Regions from separate parts of the Homo sapiens genome. Here region 2 is linked to region 1. Evidence: read pairs that join two places in POLR2A ChIA-PET (ENCODE). Cell type or tissue: GM12878. All regions are shown on one strand.

The links. Peaks named below come from ENCODE experiments on the same cell type or tissue, not always from the same donor. Only the 100,000 strongest peaks of a DNase experiment are listed, where the experiment ranks them.
Region 2: POLR2A ChIA-PET joins it to region 1 with 5 read pairs; 3 of 35 experiments call an interaction of 5 or more read pairs at or near these places.

Annotation. Positions count from the first base shown.
Region 1 is chr14:93,006,543-93,009,042 of GRCh38, forward strand. All of the region lies in intron 4 of ITPK1 (inositol-tetrakisphosphate 1-kinase), which reads right to left. Among named protein-coding and RNA genes, the nearest start is that of ITPK1-AS1, 60 kb to the right of the region's middle. RefSeq lists an enhancer at 40-951 and a silencer at 1,902-2,196. In GM12878, no CTCF peak of the experiment used is centred here; a DNase peak (open chromatin) is centred at 949.
Region 2 is chr14:93,105,617-93,108,116 of GRCh38, forward strand. The region is part of intron 2 of ITPK1 (inositol-tetrakisphosphate 1-kinase); the gene reads right to left. Among named protein-coding and RNA genes, the nearest start is that of ITPK1, 9.1 kb to the right of the region's middle. In GM12878, no CTCF peak of the experiment used is centred here; no DNase peak of the experiment used is centred here; H3K27ac peaks cover 679 bases.

The DNA of each region.
Region 1 (2,500 bases):
CCATCCTGAAGGTGGGTGCTACCCACAATGGTCACTTCGGGTCATCCTCCCATGGGGGCTACTGAGGCATTACAGTGTCATGCTCCTCACTTAGCCGCCTGGCATGTGGTGTGAGCCACGGCTGGGAGAAACCACAGGCTCTCTGGGGGGGAAACTGTTGTTCAAGAGCCAGCAGGAAGACCCATGCAAAACAATGGTGTTCAGGCCAAAAAATAACCCTGACTGCTACAGAGGAGAGGGCTGGAAGGAAAGAGAACACTATTATTTGGAGACAGCAAACTCCCCCTTTTTCCAGGCCTGCCACTGAAAACAATACCTCCCCTCTGTCCCCAGATTTCACACCAAACTTTTATGAGCTTTCTCCACCTTCTGTCAGCGGGAGGCAGGCAAGGTGCCCAGCCAGAGCTATTCCCCTGACAAATGCCACATGCTGTGTCACAGCACCATCACACTAGTCAGGTCCTCTAGGCGACCAGGGAAGGATCCCGCAGGATGAAGGGACAGCTGGGATTTCCACGCAGATGGAGCTGGAAGGGGTCGGTCATCTGGCCCACTGTCACAGCTACCAGCTGAACAACAGGAGGGCAAGAAAGGGGCTGCCTGCCCAAGGTCACACGGAGCTGGGTTCCACCCACCTCAGCAGCAGCCCCACGCCCCCTAAGCACCTGTCTGAACCCCTACATGCATTCCCACGCACCTGCTCAGGTGGGCCTATGCAGCTGCCCCTCCCCTGTATACAATAATACACAGAAGAGCAGCTTCCCTACATCAAGGCCAAAGGTGACATGCCTGCTGGAGCCCCACCCACCCCACCCTGGCCCACAGTCGCCCGGCCGAGTCTGACTTTCAGTTCCCAGAATAAGCCAATGCCTCCTGGCAGCCCATGGGCTCCCCTGCCTTGTCCGTGTGATGCATTGCTGGGTTTGCAAATGTGACTCACAGCCAGCAGGGCTTACAAACTAGTGTCTGCAGGGAGAGAACAGTCATCCAGAATCAGGGCACAGTTTGCGGTGGTGCTGCTGACCTAGGCCAACTGGGTCACTGAGGCCAGAGGACCCCTGGGCTCCTCACCTCTGCATCCAGCCACCCGAGTCTTCTAGTTTCTGGTACAGGCTCTAGGTGCACAATAAGAGAGACAGATCCTGCTGCCAGGGGTGACCTGGCTACGACATCTACCCCGTGGATGACACTGGCCTCTGTTCCACATGTCAGCCATCCTCTTCAGTGGCTGCGGGCATGCTCAGAAGTGGGAGTCGTCCTGCCGCCCCAGGAGCTCCTCCCTGACCTCTGACTGCTGCAATGGGCAGGGCCCCTTCCTCCTCAGAGAGCTTGGGGACTAGAAAATGGCACGTTGTCTGTGGCTCAACTTGGGGCCATCAAAGAGGGGAGCTGGCACGATATTTTGTGTCCTCAAAGAGCTACCCAGCGCTCCCAGGAGGCCACCAGGCCCAGGCTCAGCCTGGCTCCTGCCAGCCCACTGCAGACAGCCCTATCCACCGTGCTCCAGCTGCACCCAGCTACTGCGGGTCCTTATGCCTCCATCCTGTTTCACTGAAGGGCCTGGTCAGGTGCTGCTCCCTTGCCTGCTCCCCTCCTGAGTGTCCTGCCCTTTAGGCCTCAACTCAATGTCAGCTCTTCAGAGGATCAGTAACAAGGACCTCCCTGTTCTCCCAGGCCTCGGTGTGTTTCTTCCTAGTACTCGCCATCACTGGGGCTGTGTTACCTTGTCCTCTATTTACCTATGTTTTGTTCCCATCATCCGATGCACTCACACTCAGATACAGCTCCAGCAGGGCAGGGGCTGCGTCCACCAGGTCTTATTCATTGTTGCATCTGTAATGTCTTTTAGGAGAACTCTGGCAGACAGTAAGTTCTCACTAAGACTTGCTGAATGAACATAATAGTTACTGATGAATGATCTCACAGATCAGTGGAGAGACAAACGGGTAGGGGCCAGGGCCAGATCCAGGGCTGGCTGCCAGGAGGCGTGGGAGGCCTGGGGCAGGGACCTATAGGGAGGGGCTCAGAGGATATCCTCATGCCTCACTCTGTCCATCCCAGAGGGCCGAGGTCAGCAGAGGCCCAGCGCGTGGTTTACCCGGCCGGCTGTGCTCTTGGCTGGTGAGGTGGCAATGGGATTTATTACATGAAGACAAAGGCAGACACAGTGGGCTTTATCACGGGCACACAGCCTGCACAGGCAGCACAGAAACACGTTGGGAAGTCATGCCACTCACACAAACCAGGAGGAAACAGAAAACAGGGTGTCCTTTCTGCCGCAGGTACTAATATTACTGAAGAAAAGAAGTGACAAGATGTTAGTCCTCTTGGTGTGTGATTCCAAACACTAAAACCCAGAAACTGCACCCAGTGGGGCCTCAGTGTCCACACAAAAATCAGAAACAACTTGACTGGCCCACCTGAGCTCTCAGAGCTGCTGGACCCATCTCTTACAAAATGCAGTGACGCTCGACCAGGGGTGGCATGGGCTCCCTCCACC
Region 2 (2,500 bases), 99 kb after region 1:
GTTCAAGCGATTCTCCCACCTCAGCCTGCCGAGTAGTAGCTGGGATTACAGGCACCCACCACCACGCCTGGCTAATTTTTGTGGGGTTTTTTTTTTTTTTTTTTGAGACAGAGTTTCACTCATGTCACCCAGGCTGGAGTACAGTGGCGCGATCTCGGCTCACTGCAACATCCACCTCCCGGGTTCAAGCGTTTCTCCTGCCTCAGCCTCCCGAGCAGCTGGGATTACAGGTGCCAGTCACCACACCCAGCTGATTTTTTGTATTTTTAGTAGAGACTGGGTTTCACCATGTTGGCCAAGCTGGTCTTGAACTCCTGACCTCAGGTGATCCGCCCGCCTCAGCCTCCCAAAGTGCTGGGATTATAGGCGTGAGCCACCACGCCCATCCCCTGGTGTCTCTTTTGTTGGGCAAGTTTGGCAAACAAGTAACTTGGAGGAAGATCGATGACTGCCAAAGAGCACACAGGTCAGGCGCGGCTTCCCTCGGCTCCCTTGGGCACCTGAGACCTAACCTGATTCTTGAGAAAGGTCAGCTGACCCACCCACTACCACCCCATCCACCCCACCACCCCACAGCCCAGAGCGGCTCATTTCCAGAACACAAAGGCTGGACTGAACCAGACCCACGGGGAGCATTTTGTCTTCCTATCCCTGGCCCCGAGGGCATAACTGCAGCCTCCCTCGGATGGGAGGAAGGTCACACTGTCAGGAAACAAGGCTCTAGAAGGACACCCCGACACCTCCTTGAACCACCCTGTCTAAGGTGGAAACCGGCCTCAGTTCTGCCCAGAGCTGCCTGCCCTCCAATCCACATGGAACCCAGGGCTTATGGCAGAGGCTTATAAGGCTTATGGTAGAGGCCAGGGTGTGTGGCCTCTACAAAGTGGACACCGTCCACCCTGTGGGTCCTTTAGCTCCTGGAGAGAGCTCTAGGCCCCTCTTGCTGAATGTCGCCTCCTTAGAGAGGCCTTCTCTGACCACAGAGTGCTAAAGTGGCTGCAGCCACTGCGCCATAGTTCTCTCCTGTTTGCAGGTTTCCTGGCTCTAGTCACACCTTGCAGCATTTCCAGTGCATCTGAGAGCTGGTTTGCCTTCACCTCCTGCAGGTGTACATGCCGGCAAGGACCAGCACCCAGCACAGGCCTGGCCAGGGCAGATGCTCAGGACTTGCCCACAAGCCCCTCCGGAACCTGGGACTTACCACCTAACTCTCTCCCCATCTCCCCCACCCCTGGGGTTTCCTTCCTGGCCCAGAGCATTCCAGAGTCACAAGTGGCTTTGGCTGAGCCATAGGGACATGAAAAAGGCTTCCAAAAACCACCAGGCAGTTATTGATCCACTAACATACTTTTTTTTTTTGAGACAGAGTCCAGCTCTGTCACCCAGGCTGGAGTGCAATGGTGCAATCTTGGCTCACTGCAATCTCCACCTCCCGAGCTCAAGCAATTCTCCTGCCTCAGCGTCCCAAGTAGCTGGGATAACAAGCACCTGCCACCATGCCCTGCTAATTTTTGTATTTTTAGTAGAGATAGGTATTCACCATGTTGCCCAGGCTGGTCTTGAACTCCTGACCTCAAGCAATCTGCCCGCCTCAGCCTCCCAAAGTGCTGGGATTACAGGTGTAAGCCATCACACCCAGCCACTAACAGATTCTTTTTTGAGCTCCTATGTGCACTGGTATAGGCACTGGGGTTTCAGCAGTAAATAAAGCTGCCAAAATCTCTACCTTCATAGAACCAACTACTTAAAAACAAGACAGACTTAAAATAAGCAGGACAATGAGCAAGTCAGAGAGGAAGAACAGGCCCAGTGGTGGGGGCCTAAGTATCAGTGAAGATTCTGACGGCGAGAGAGGTTTGGAACGAAGACATCTCCCTGAAGCTGTCTGGGAGGGCCTTTGGCCTGTGGGTCCCGATTCACCCTCTGGGGCAGCTGAGTCTGCAGGTGGCCTCTGCCACAGGTGTGCCCTGGAACATCATGAGCAATTAACAGGGTGGGGCACCCAGCACTCAAGGGCCTGGAGGGGTGGGGGGATGCGGAGCGGGGTCTGGAGTCTGGAGCTCCCTTGTGAGAGTGATTCTTGACGCTCCACGGCTCCACGGGATCTCTGACACGAATCTCAGATCCACCCCACCGAACCCTAAAAATGGCTGTGGGAGCACTCCCAGGGGCCATCCAGAGGATGGGCCTACAGAAACCAGCCCATGAGGCTCTGCTGGGGAGATGCAGGCCACAAGGGCAGCTGCTTTCTGAGCAGGCTCAGAGCAGCAAGACGAAGCCCCAGAAAGACTCAAAGGGCCCCACAGGTATGGCCTGGCCACTCTAATACACACCGTGGGCCGCAGCCGGGAGGAAAGGCCTGTTCACAAGGAGGCTTTGGCCAGTGGTGAGTGGGGAGCACTCGGCTTGGAGCGAGGCAAGTTCCCCTCCCACATTTCCACTGTGTGACCATGGGCCAGTTCTCGGGAGTCCCACACCCTCTCCAGAGCAAGGCCACACA